Regions from separate parts of the Homo sapiens genome. Here region 2 is linked to region 1. Evidence: chromatin contacts called from ENCODE Hi-C or POLR2A ChIA-PET data. All regions are on one chromosome and are shown on one strand. Each heading gives the region's core, a stretch centred on a gene start or an enhancer-like site at or near the end of the contact. The rest is flanking DNA. Distances are from core to core; before and after follow the strand shown.

Region 1 (6,831 bases), core at 1,481-3,980:
TTAACTCTTAAGCCTAAAAGTAAGAGAAAAGAAATATCCACAGGCTCTGTTATAGCTTCCACTTGGATGTCGACTGTGCTGGCATTTTTCATAGAACTTTTCTCATTTTTAATCATAATACATACTATTTTATATCTGGTTTTCATTGAACACTATCATCTGATTTTTTTCTGATGTTTCAGGCGTTGTACTATTTATCACTTTTTATGGCTTTTTTTTTTTTTGGAGACGGAGTCTTGCTCTGTCGCCGGCTACTTAATATTTTGAATAGATTTGTCATAATTTTTTCAACAAATATCTTATTATTCGTATTTTAGCATTTCTAATTTTCCATACTAAAAGTTGATGACTATTTTCCTCTATATGTATGCTTTCATATCTTCATTTTATTACAGAGAAGGTAATACTTGATCAAAGGATATAAATGCTTATCTTTTTTTTAATCCATGAAAAATGGGTTCGGTAGAAAGGATGGCTGTACAAACAAGGAGTCACTTTGTGAATTAGACCATCCATGCATAGAAACGGATGTGTTTATAGATTTCTAGAAAGTTTCAGCATTTTGATGGTTTGCACTTGTGGCAGATTGCTCACCATGGTTTTTCATTTTCAGAAACGCCTAGCTCAATCTGTCCGAAACACCTCTGGCTCAGAACCTGTGGCTCCAAACCTGCCAAGTGATCTTTCCCAGCAGATGTGCTTGCCAGCTTCCCACGCGGTGTCAGTAATTCACCCGTCCTCTAGGAAAACTAGAGGTGTTCCCCTATCGGAAGCTGGTAATGTGAAAAGCCCCAAGTGTCAAAACTGTCATGGAAATATCCCTGTCCAGGTTTTTGTTCCAGTTGGTGATCAAACACATTCCAAATCCAGTGAGGAATTGTCACTGCCACCACCTCCTCCTCCTCCACCACCACCACCGCCGCCACCGCCGCCCCCACCCCCTCCTCTCCGTGCTCTGTCCTCATCCTCTCAAGCTGCAACTCATCAGAACTTAGGCTTCCGGGCTCCAGTGAAAGATGACCAGCCACGTCCTCTAGTGTGCGAATCACCTGCTGAGCGACCACGTGACTCCTTGGAAAGTTTTTCATGTCCAGGTAATCCACTGGAATTCTGTCCCTGCTCCCCATGAGTTGTTAAGCTGTTGAAGCATTCTAGCTTCAGAAGCCATCATCTTCAAATGGAAATCATTTTTATAATTCTCTATAGCCTTAAAATATTCCAGTATTTGCTGCCTTGAGTATCATTATTCTTTTATTGGAAAGTTAGTATAGTATAGCCTAAATCTGGTTTCATAAATGTTAATTCAGTTTGAAGAAACCATCTCTATACATTTAATGATCGCATGACTTGGGGTTTCTGAGGTTGTTAAAGTATCAACCTATTTGAAGTTTCTTAAGACTTCAGTATGTATTTGATTTCTGCCGTTGGAATACTTTTCAATACTGTTTTAAATTATGCTTACTCTTGCATCTCTGAGTCCTTTATAGAATCCAGTTGTTGTATTTTAAGCAGAATACTGGTTGGAAATTACTGTAGAGGCATACTAGCCAGAATGTAGAAGGCTGTTCTTGCAGACTGACTAGCACACTGAGGACCCTTACTATTGGAAATCTTTCTAAAGTGCAATGGGACAGAAAGAAAAAGTGGGCCACTTGTCTTGGCAAGTGCAGTACACTGAATACTCCTGACAGTTTCTTTAATAGGGCTATAGTTCTCACTCAGAATTTGAATTTTGACTTTAGACATTAAGTGTTGAGGAGAATGGCCTAAATCTGCCTAGACTTGGAGCCTACTTCTTTGGGGGGTATGTGTGTGCACTTTAGATAAATCCTAGCAAAATTTATGTAAATTTGTTTTTAAAAGTATGCTTAAGCACCTCCACCTAAACTGTGCAAGGTTACTGTAATAAGTGTTATGAATGATATAGCAGTTCCAAACTGTGATTCTGGTTAATTGAGCAATCTGGCTATTCTGAGTTCAGAGCTTCACTGTACCTAGAACCAGGTACAAATGAAAATGTTCATATATTAGGTGGAGACCCAATGGCCTGTTTCCATGGGGTTTGCAACAACTGCCCTGTGAATGAAAAGTAAAGAGTTCGCGTGGCTGTGTCTAGATCGGACTTTGGAAGTGGGCAGATCTTTGTGGGGTGCCACATTCCCAGCCCAGATTTAATGCACATGGTTTTGGGAAGTTCTGTTCAACTCACAAATGCTGCTAATTCACAGGAAAGAATAAGAAAGTGTGAATTTGCACCAGAGAATGCCCTTGATTGTGAAACCTGTCTCATTACCCCCAGAAAGAAATTGTAATAAGAAGGTATAAGTTTAAATCCAAAGCAAAATAGCCTTTTGTTAGCCACAGCACGGCCTTTCAATCCTGAACTAGAATTGATTATTAATCCTTGAAGCCTTACCTGGAAGATCTCTAAATTAGTGGCCACAGTCAGGCCTGTCTCCAGCAGGCGATAAAAGATTTTTACCCTCTCAGGGGTCTCCAGGTGCCAGAGTGAAAAATAGCTTCTCCTCACCAATGCCTTGAAGCTCTGATCTAATTGTGTTTTGACAGCATTTCACATCCTCAAAAATAAAGTATGTAAGCCACCTCAGGGTAATGTAGGTGGAATTAAACACATTATATACAGAAAAATGTGCCAGCACCACCCCTCCGGTGGCGGTTCATTGAGTTGCCGGTTAAAGTTTTATTTTAAGCCTTTTCATGTGTAGAAACCTACTCACTTCATTGTCATAGAATGAGTCATCACTGACTAATACCCAAGACTGAAGTTAAATTGAGCAGGATAAATTTTTTTTAAAAGATTTCTTTTAGCTGGACAGGGTAATGAAGGAGATACAGCTTCAGAGGTATCCAGGTCACGCACAGTGGGTGAGACTATTCCACCCCAGGCCTCCGTAACACTCTTCAGGATGGGAGGGACAGATCACATTTGTCTTGAAAAACCGTCATTCTAACAAAAGTGCATGTCTGTTCCTGTCAGTTGCTATGGATTTGAAGAAGTTAGCAGAAAGGAAGTGGTTAAGCTAAAACATGAGCTATTCAGCTGTCCTGGATTCAACCAGGGAGCTTATCGTTAGCACGTAATCAAGGCATTTGCTTAATGAAGTGATTATTTGTTTAAATCATGGTGTTAACTGATAGGAGATTTCACAATTTCATAGCAGTAATGTCCTGGGAAGGGAAAGTGTTTTATTGATAGTACTAGCTCTGCTTATTCAATTTCAGGATCTATGGATGAAGTGTTGGCCTCCTTAAGGCATGGCAGAGCTCCTCTCCGGAAGGTGGAAGTGCCGGCGGTGCGCCCTCCCCACGCCTCAATCAATGAGCACATTCTGGCTGCCATAAGGCAAGGGGTCAAACTGAAGAAAGTTCACCCTGATCTTGGCCCAAACCCCAGCAGCAAACCAACCAGCAACAGACGCACCAGTGACCTTGAGAGGAGCATCAAGGCTGCGCTCCAGAGAATCAAGAGGGTGTCTGCTGACTCTGAGGAGGACAGTGATGAGCAGGACCCTGGCCAGTGGGATGGTTAGGCTCAAGTTTGACAAAGGCACCTGCCACAGTAGGCTTGAATAAAGTGGGTGAGTCTTAGACCTATCGAAAAGCATACTAACAGGGTGCTGATAGATGGGCCACATAACACCCCGGAAGATCAGCAGGGCCTTGTGTAGGCTGCTGCAGCATTTTTTTTTTTTTTCTTTTTTGAGATGGAGTCTCACTCTGTCGCCCAGGCTGGGGTGCAGTGGCGCCATCTCGGCTCACCGCAAGCTCCGCTTCCCAGGCTGGGGTGCAGTGGTGCGATCTTGGCTCACTGCAAGCTCCGCCTCCTGGGTTCACGCCATTCTCCTGCCTCAGCCTCCCGAGTAGCTGGGACTACAGGCGCCACCACCTTGCCCAACTAATTTTTTGTATTTTTTAGTAGAGACGAGGTTTCACCGTGTTAGCCAGGATGGTCTCGATCTTCTGACCTCGTGATCCGCCTGCCTCAGACTCCCAAAGTGCTGGGATTACAGGTGTGAGCCACCACGCCCAGCCTTTTTTTTTTCTTTCTTTTGAGACAGAATCTCTCTGTCATCCAGGCTAGAGTGCAGTGGCACGATCTTGGCTTACTGCAACCTCCACCTCCCAGGTTCAAGCAATTCTCTGTCTCAGCCTCCCGAGTAGCTGGGATTACAGGCATGCACCACCACGCCTGGCTAATTTTTGTATATTTAAGTAGAGACAAGGTTTCGCTATGTTGGCCAGGCTGGTCTTGAACTCCTGACCTCGTGATCCACCTGCCTTGGCCACCCAAAGTGTTGGGATTATAGGCATGAGCCACCGTGCCTGGCTGATGCTGGAGCTTTTATGTGACATGGTGACTCTTAAAACTGGGGAGGGACGTAGAGATGAGAGTTTCACACACCAGCCCATAGGTGGGATGTCAAGACCCATCGGAAGTGTCGCTGGCCTAAGAGAAGAGCACTTATTTCTCACCATGGCTGATCTAGAATTGTTCCCTGATTCTGAAAGAAGTTTACACTACACTGGTAAGCAGTACTATTAGACTACTGACTGTGGCCTTCTGTGCATATGGAATAATGATTTCTCAGATTTGTAGGCTTGAATGTGAATGTTATTTTATCAGTAATCAGAATAAATTGCTTATATTCAGGAGTTATTTTAAATATTTAAATGAAATTTATTTTAGGCACCAAGCACTACATAAACTCATAATAACTATTTGCAATGCATTAGCATCACTCACGGGGTAATGAAAACATACCTTAGCTGCTGTAAAAGCAAAGTCTTCCGTGTCCGGGTGGGCTGAAAGTTTTTAATAAAATTTTAGCTAAACATTTGTTTAAGTGAATACTAAGGATGGAGCAATAGTGTTATTTTCCTCAGGAACTGAAGTCTCATGCTGAAGTATTTTCTCCTTAAAATTAAATTTTTAAAATCAGGGAAGGGGAAGGGACTGATGCAAAGCAGTCCGTTCATTTCTCAGACTGCGAGCATCCCTACTAACCTCATCACCCTCACTCTGGTGATATTACTCCTGGGTCTCCACAGAACAAAAGGAACGCACCTCGTTTACAAAGAAAGTCCTGATTGATATAGAACAGAAATCTTCCTACTTCAGTTTTTTTGTTTTTTTTTTTGAGACAGAGTCTTGCTCTGTCAACCAGGCTGGAGTGCGGTGGCACGATCTCAGCTCACTGCAACCTCTGCCTCCTGGGTTCAAGTGATTCTCCTGCCTCAGCCTCTCGAGTAGCTGGGACTACAGGCGTGTGCCACCACACCCAGCTAATTTTTATATTTTTAGTAGAGATGGGGTTTCACCATGTTGGCAGGATGGTCTCGATCTCTTGACCTCGTGATCCTCCCACCTTGGCCTCCCAAATGCTGGGGGTTACAGGCGTGAGCCACCACACCTGGCCTTCCAGTGTCTTAACTAACTGGTACACAGCAGCCTGAGGGGCCTCAGTTGGCACAGCTGGGAGGGGCGTGAGTCCCTTTCAGCAGCTGCAGCCTGGGTCTCCCTCTGTGGCATGGCCACTGCCAGGTTTCCCAGCCACTGCCAGGTTGCCCACGGGTCTGTCATGTGTGCTACCTTTTCAGAATGCAAATCCAACTCCTGTGTATGAATGAATGTGCCTCACTGTGCTGGCCCAGGCCTGATGGGCCAAGCCCTGACTCTGCACTGGCCCCTGTACCTGCCGCTCCCACCCAGGTTCCCAGGGGTGTTCCAGTGGGGGACGCAACCTGCGGGCTACTCGCTGGGCATCAGGTCCAGATCCCAGAGACAGGTCCAGTGGCTGTGGCCCAGGCCTCCTTCCCCACCACAGACAGGCCAGGCTCAGCATCAAACTTCCTAGGGAAAGAATTTGGAATTGAAAAAGTAGCAAAATCACAACTTTGTGGGACTTTTCTTATGCATATTTTGCAGTTTGGCATTGTTTGTAATTACGTATTTATAATTTCAGTATTTTGAGATACCAGCGAGCTTAATCAGGCTAAAATAATTCTCAGAATTTGCTTTCTAAGGGCTGCCAAACACAAGAGGCCTTTGAAAAAAGGATCCTTTTCAAAAGAACGTTCTCACAATAAAAATTCCTGGCCCAATTGTGTCTTCTGTGCATCAACGCTTCCTTTCCTCCTCTGGAACCTTCTCTCCTTCCTTTCTCCCTTTTCCTGCTTTTTCCAGCCAAGCCTTGAAGTCAATCCAGACTTTGGCTTCAGGGAATTCAGAGCCAAGGAAGTGGGGACAAGTGTCTCCTATTGCCCAGCTTCAGAGCTCTCCAGTCGGCCTCCAAAGCACTGCCAGTCTTCACCTCTCCCTGGCTTTCCAGCCCACACAGGAAGGGCAGCCCCTCAGCCTGGCAGACAAAACCCTCAGAGACTTGGTTGCCTCCCCTGGGCAGCCCCTGCCCCTGCCACAGGTTTTAGTCCAGCAATACCATGCTGCTTCCTGCCTGCCCCCAAAGGGCCTGCTCTCTTAAGTGCCTGGAATTCTCCCTGCACCCTTCATGTCCTGGCAAACCCATGCCCATCCTTAGGTCTCAACCCCACAGCCTTTTCCGCCAGGTCTTCTCTGACCTCTCTCTCCTATACAGCCATGTACTTTGTCTTGGGAGTCTGGTACAAAGGAGGACTGGCATCTGCTCCTAGTACAGCCAATCCTATGGATTGTCCTGGAGTGAAAAGCATTGAGCTAGGCCAGTCAGACTTGTGTATTCATCTGTTCGTCCATTCTCTCTTCAGAATTTGAACTAGGGAATCAGGCAGGTGGTAACGGCAGCCAGAATGAGGAGGTTATTGGTTAAAGGCCAC
Region 2 (6,831 bases), core at 2,844-5,343, 190 kb before region 1:
GAGTTTACATTCTCACAGAAAAAAATTCTTTGGCAAAAGCTCTGAATATGCTTTTTACTCCTTTAAATCCTTGGGAATGAGGCTGGGCACGGTGGCTCACACCTGTAATCCCAGCACTGTGGGAGGCTGAGGCGGACAGATCACGAGGTCAGGAGTTCGAGACCAGCCTGGCCAATATGGTGAAACCCCATCTTAGTAAAAATACAAAAATTAGCCGGGCGTGGTGGCGCGTGCCTATAGTCCCCACTACTTGGGAGGCTGAGGCAGAAGAATTGCTTGAACCCCAGAGGCGGAGGTTGCAGTGAGCCGAGATTGTGCCACTGCACTCCAGCTTGGGCAACAGAGTCTCCATCTCAAAAAAAAAAAATCCTTGAAAATGAAATATAGGAAAAAAAAAATGTACATACCCCTTTACATCCGTAAGTGTGGCTGTGTACAATGCTGGGATTCTAAGTTTTATCCAGAATTGAAACCCCAGCCCCTCATTTCTGGGGCAGGGCTATTTTATGCCCCGGGAGCTTATCTCAGATTTTACCACAGACTGCTTTAAAAAAATTTTTTTTAACCTTTATTAATTCTTCCTGGAAATCTAAGAGACAGCATTATGGGAATCTTAGCTAAGACAGACAAGGTGAGATTTAGTAAGCTCCATGTTACTTTTACAGGTCTTAAAACAATTATATAATTTCAAATTTGCCTTGCCTCAGACAGAAAAAGTTAGTACTGAAATTTTAACTGTCCTGAAAAAAAGGAGCCTTTTGTGCAGAGGGTTGGGAGGGTCACCCCCACAGTGGGAGGAGCCTGCCTTCCCCAGACCTCCGGCTCTCAGGATCAGCTAACTGCTCTGACATACATTGTGGAATGATAGACACAGCACATTCCTCCTAACATCAGCACTGCTGTACTAACACTCAGAAGACCCACACTGACTTCTACAGCAACTGGGATTCCTGCCAATGCAGTTAAGGTTCACTTTGCCTATAAATGTGACCAGCTCCCAGACCACCACCTTTTTTCTAGAATGTACGCCACCAATAACCCCTTGATCCTTTGACATAACAGAACACACATAATAGGCTGGGCTACGGCACCAGAAGGACCTAGGTTCACACAATTCCATCACTTAACAGCCTTGTGACTTGATTTCTAAAGCCTGTTTCCTTTTCTGCAAAACAGCGGGGAAATCCAAAACGGATGTTTTAAGACAGATTCCAAACTAGCCTTCAGGTTGAATCCAACATTAAAGACATGTTACATTTGGTCTATAGTGTTTAAAATTTTTTTAATGCTACATTTAAAAGTCAGGAGATCCATCAAAATAGAGATAGCCAGTTTAGAAGCAAGTCAAAGATCCACCGACTCTGGGCCCACATTTTTGCTGAGCAACAATCAGCTAGTGGCTGCTCCTTTCAAAGAGGCACATACTCTGTAGTTCAGAAGCCATTACCTTTCTTTCCTCCTCCTTTGCTCATTTATGTTACCTCTGGCCCCTATAGGGTTTGAGTTTGCAACCCATTTTAAAGACTAAGAATAAAACTAATGGTTGTGCTCAGTGAAAATGCTTATTAAGGCAGCTATTATCATTTGGTCACTAGTTAAGTTTGGTGCTGAGCCTGGAGTCTTACTACTTTATCTTCCTCCTCCACTTTTTACTTCATGGGCACTGGTTTGTGCACTACAGCGAAAGAAAAGCACATAGAACCATTCCTGTATCAAACGCCTATGGCCTAACCCAAACTGCAAACGGTTCCATGATTATTCACCACAGGCATCAGCTCTCCAACCTCTGATGTGCTGCACAGGCTGGCACAACCTCCCTCCCACACATGGGAGCCTAGACCAGGGAGTTGTTTACAAGACAAACGGTTCGGAGGGGGGAAACCAAGTTTTGTTTTGTTTTTTGAGACGAAGTCTCGCTCTGTCGTTCAGGCTGGAGTGCAGTGGCTGATCTCGGCTCACTGCAACTTCCACTTCCTGGGTTTAAGCGATTCTCCTGCCTCAGCCTCCCAAGTAGCTTCGATTATAGGCGCCCACCACCATGCCCGGCTAATTTTTGTATTTTTAGGAGAGACGGGAATTCACCTTGTTGGCCAGGCTGGTCTTGAACTTCTGACCTCAGGTGATCTGCCCGCCTGGGCCTCCCAAAGTGCTGGGATTAAAGGCGTGAGTCATGGGGCCGGGCCGTACTTTTTTATTACAAAGGTTGACTTACACACAGAGTAGTCAACTTCCAAATCCTACTTCTATAAACTGAGCAGGCACTACCAGGCCACCCAAAGTTTAAATCGCCGTGACAAAAAATTTAAAAAGCGAAACTCAGCCAGGCAAGGGGGCTCACGCCTGTAATTCCAGCCCTTTGGGAGGCCGAGGTGGGCGGATCACGAGGTCAGGAGTTCGAGACCATCCTGGCTAACATGCTGAAACCCCATCTCTACTAAAAATACAAAAATCAGCCGCGCGTGGTGGCACGAGCTTGTAATCCTAGCTACACAGGAGGCTGAGGCAGGAGAATCGCTTGAACCCGGGAGGCGGAGGCTGCAGTGAGCCAAGATCGCGAGACTGCATTCCAGCCTGGGTGACAGGGCAAGACTCCCTCTCAAAATAAATAAATAAATAAATAAATATTAAAAAATAAAAAGCCAAACTCCTACAGCAACGTGCTCTGGGAATACAGTTCAGCTCCAAGCCAGCTCAATGGGGACAAATAAAAGACCAGTGATGAGTCCCCAAAACACCGTCCCCAGGGTTTTCCGACAGCCAGCAGCCCCATTGAGCTCCACAAGCTTTTCTAACTATGCAAAAAACCAACCAGGAAAACAATCACCAACTTGAGGTTTCCAAGGTTGGGTCCTGTTTGAATTTATTTTTATTTTTTAACCCAGCATGTGTCCCTAGACTCAAAGGGAACATGAGCCTCAGGGTGCAAACTGTCCTTAGCAGACACTCTTCCCGCTAGCAAGGGACCGCACCGTCACCTGAGGGGCAGCCAAGAGGCGGGCGGTGCACCTGTGCCTTCCAGAATAGGAACCCCACCCACTTGCCCCTCTTCCCCACCAACGACACAGCCCAGTAGTTGACTCAGGTGCCAGGAGAGAGCGCGGGGAGGCTGGGCGGTAGCCAGGGAGACCAAGGGAAGCGGTTGCCAGAGAAATGCGGCGTCAGTCAGGGCCGGGGCTGCAGGCGCGGGGCGGGGGAGGAGAGACGCGGCCTCCTCCCAGGCGGGCCTGGCGGGAGGCACCCCGGCTTCTAAGAGCGAATTCGGCTCCCGACTCTCTTCCCCCAGCTGAGAGCACGGTGCAAGGGGCCAGGGCTGCAGGGAGCAAAGTGCCCCCGAAAAATAAGCGCGCGCCCACGAAAGCGCCCAAGAGCCCAGGCGTCTGCCTGGCTTTTCTCGGTCACGGGGTCAACGCGGGGCCGCTCACAGAGCCTTCTGGTCTCCCTGGGTCCTCTAGGAATGAGGCAGCAAAGCCTCGGTCGACTCGACCGCTGAGGAACCCATGACATGAAAAAGCCTCGGGGAATGACGCCGGGTGGGACACCCCAAGGTGAGGACCCCTTTGTGGGTGAGTCCCCCCACACTCAGGTGACTCCAGGCGGGCACAGGCCCGCCCAACCGCTCGTCATCACGGGGGGCGACTCGTCCAGGGCCCCAGCCGCTGCTCCGCCAAACCTGAGGCCGCCCCTGAGTCTGGGCACCTGGCCTCGTCCGGCACTGAGGAGAATGACCAGAACGCCAGGCCACATGCACCCACTCGCCAGGCTGAGGGTCCGAACAGCACAGCCCAGAGTGGGCTCGGGTCGCTCCCCGCCTACGCCACCTCCGCGGCCTGCAAGCCTAACCCTCTCCCGCCCATGACCAGGACCCACCTCAATGCCGCCAGCCCGGCGGGTCTCCCGGGCACGAAGCCCCGCCAGTCTTCCGCCCTCGCGCCACACTACCTGGCCAGCCCCGCCCCCGAGACTCCCTCTCCGGCGCCAAGCGAAGGTGTGAAGCCACGTGACCTGCCCAGGATTGGGAAGCCGCACGAGGGGCTTGAGCCCTCCACCTTAAAGGTGCCGCGACCGCCGCCGTCGTGGGGCTCTCCACAGAGCACGGGGTCTACGCCGTCAGCAGCCCCGCCCCGTCCCGCCCGGGCGCCCCCACCGCGCGCCGGGTGCTAAAGAGACCCGCAGGGGGCGTGAGCTTCCAGCGCCAGCGGCTTCGGGTCTCCCGTGCGACGGCAGTGTGAGAAAGAAACGTTCCGGGCGCCGGTGCTCCTTTATGTCCGGTCAGCTCCCGTCTGGACAGACGCTCGAGGCCGCCTGGAGGCCGCAGTGCGGCTCGGAGGCCCCACCGGCCGCCCCCGCAGGGCTGCGGCGCCTTTAAGCCCAAAGGCCCTGAGTCACGAGGAGGCTCCCTGCCCCCCTCGCCCTCCACCCCTCCACGAGGCCCCACGCCCGCGGGCACGTGACCGCGCCCCGCCCGGGACTCGCCCGCACGGGGCGGGGGATGGGGGTACCGCGGCGCCGGACCCGGCTGCGCGCGGACCGTTAGCTACTGCGGCCGGGACGCGGCCCCGCCCAGGCGAGCGGCGGGTGGCTCTTACCAGCGGGAACGCCATGGGGCCGGTGTGGCCCTGCGGGGCTGACGGGCTGACCGGCCAGCCGGCGGGCGAGAGACGCGCACGCACGTGGGCACTATTTTTGCAGCGGGCCGCGCGCAGCCCCGCACCCCGGCAGCTTATGAAGCTCCTACGAGCCGCTCCTCGGAGCCGCCCCCCGGCCGGATGCGGAGCACCTGTGTCGGCCCCGCCCGGGCCCTCGCCTCCGCCCCCTCGCGCCCCGCCCCTCCTAGCAGGCCGAGCCGAGGAGGGCTCCGCCGCCCACCCGGAACCCGGCGGGGACTGCCGCCGCTGCTAGCCACAGCTGCCCCCTGGGGGGCCAGAGACCTAAGCCTGAGCGCGCCATCACCTAAGTGACCCTTGCCGAGTCACTGTCTGCCCTGGGCCTCAGTTTCCCTCTTAACGAAAGAGGGCACGATTTACAAGCCCCTGCGAGCGGCGGCGATCGCTTCGTCAGTAGAGCCTCGTGTCCGCGCTCCTTCTCTTCCAGTGATCTCTCCAGGGCGAGAGCCTGCCCTGGCATCCTTGGTCGGAACTGTAGCCCCTGGGCTCCAGGAGGCGCACTCACTTTAGACCCTCTGCTCCGTGCGCTGCAGAGGGGGCCGCGAGAGTCAGGAAGTTCCAGAAAGTTCCAAAGACATCACTGGTCCTCTTTGGACCGGAGTTCTCCGGAGAAACCGCTTCCGGCGCTCCTGACACACTGAGATAGAAAGTTTCACAGAAATAGGGCAAGGGATAGGGCGAGGGCTCCAGGGCAGGCGTCCTAGGGCACCTGGCGCAGGGGCGGACCGGAAACCCCAGGCAAACGCAGAGTCGGAGATGGCATTCCAGGCGGAAGATCAAGCAAAGGCAGAGAGGGAGGACGGCACCGAGCGGCTCCCTCTGACCAGGACTGAGGATGATGCGACCTGATACCGCCGGAGGGAAGCCTGGGCCCGGTTTGTAAGGGGCCTTTATTCTGCAGACAGCAGGAAAACTATTAGAGAATTGTAAAAGGGGTTGGCAGTTGTCGGGTCTGTTTTAAGGTGTTGCTGGAGACATAGAAGAGGTTGGACAGAAAAGGGGGAAAACAAGGGACTGGAGTGGGGAGGAAAGGGACCAGAGTTTATTGAACATTGCTAAGTGTTTTACATGTGTCATGTTATCATGATACTATTTAATAAGCACTAACTATGCTCCGGTCCTCTCCTGGCACTTAGGAAGGATGGTGCTGCCGTCTTCCTGGGCTTGATCTAATGGCTAAGGGGAGAGGGACAGGTAACTGTCAGTTTCTGCCTGAGGTGATGGAGAAAGAGGAAGCTGATATTATAGTCTAGTGTTTCAGAAGGATTAAGGGGGGAAGGGTGGTGAGCATAAGAGTAGAAGTCCACGAGGGGGTGAGTGACAGTGGGAGTTGGCCAGTCTCCATCCACTTGGTCTACTTACAGGAGCTTCTTTGGGTTGCTGAGGTCATGGGCAGAAAGGGTGATGACTACAGGGACAAGGCAGGAGCAACTTCGCTGGGACCCCTACCTCTTGAGCCATGCTTTCTCCAGGAGTAGCCTACTTGAGTCTTGTCCTGGCCCACAAGCAGCGTAGGATGGCTGCTTCTGATAGGGTGGCACACCCAGATGCCTACAGCACAGGAGCCAAGTGAGGGTGGGCGACAGCACTGAAGGCCCAAGGCACACCCAAAAGGGCTGTTAGCTGGTGGGCACCATGTAGAAACGAGGTCCCAGCCCAGTCATCTTTCAAGAAAAGCTGGAAGTACTTTTTTAAGTGAAATCTTGAATGTGAATTTTAATGTTGGTTATTAATTCAAATGAAAAGAGCCAAGCCCAGCATGTCCAGGGGCCCCATGCAGCTCACCGGCTGCCAGTTTGTGATCCCTGACATCGTTTCCTCCTCTCTGACCCAAAAGCTGAGCAAGATAAGAACCTGAAACCCAGAATAGTGCCCAAGGGAGCGGGTGTCTGGAGGCCCTGTCATATTTCAAAACTGTCAACCATAAGAAAATGAAGGCATCTTTCAAGAGACTTGGAACAGAAACTTCTGCTGCCTAAAATCTCTCTCCCTAAACTTTCTGTTGCAGGTAATAATAATAGCTCGTCTTCACTGACCACTTACTGTGCGCGTGGGAAAGTTTTGAGTGCTTTACCTATGTTATCTCATTTTGCAGATGAGACTGAAGCTCAAAGAAGTTAAGTAACTTGCCAAAAGACTCCCAGCTAAAAGTGTGAGAGCAAAGACT

The links. Hi-C counts contacts between places; a loop is a spot of excess contacts on that map. ChIA-PET counts read pairs that join two places held with the same protein, here RNA polymerase II (POLR2A). Pooled maps may share reads with other maps.
Region 2: a pooled map shows a loop between it and region 1 (7-fold over the local background). The contact joins the promoter of CPEB1 here to the enhancer-like site in region 1. A Hi-C loop is called at or near these places in 3 of 50 pooled maps. POLR2A ChIA-PET finds 5 or more read pairs at or near these places in 4 of 52 experiments (HEK293, Panc1, common myeloid progenitor, CD34-positive and 1 more).

The regions. Positions count from the first base shown.
Region 1 is chr15:82,829,986-82,836,816 of GRCh38, forward strand. It overlaps WHAMM (WASP homolog associated with actin, golgi membranes and microtubules), which reads left to right. Exons shown (of 10, transcript NM_001080435.3): 9 at 614-1,094; 10 at 3,244-6,123. The coding sequence ends at 3,551. It also overlaps a transcript of HOMER2 not described here. Among named protein-coding and RNA genes, the nearest start is that of WHAMM, 24 kb to the left of the region's middle. RefSeq lists enhancers at 2,301-3,500, 2,614-2,813. Within about 2 kb of position 2,731, at least 7 of the 41 ENCODE cell types and tissues checked have a DNase peak (open chromatin) inside an H3K27ac peak, as active enhancers do.
Region 2 is chr15:82,643,270-82,650,100 of GRCh38, forward strand. CPEB1 (cytoplasmic polyadenylation element binding protein 1) reads right to left here and starts at 4,094. Exons shown (of 13, transcript NM_001365242.1): 1 at 3,868-4,094. It overlaps CPEB1-AS1 (CPEB1 antisense RNA 1), which reads left to right and starts at 4,501. Exons shown (of 4, transcript NR_046096.1): 1 at 4,501-5,539; 2 at 6,502-6,672; 3 at 6,760-6,831. RefSeq lists a silencer at 4,314-4,883.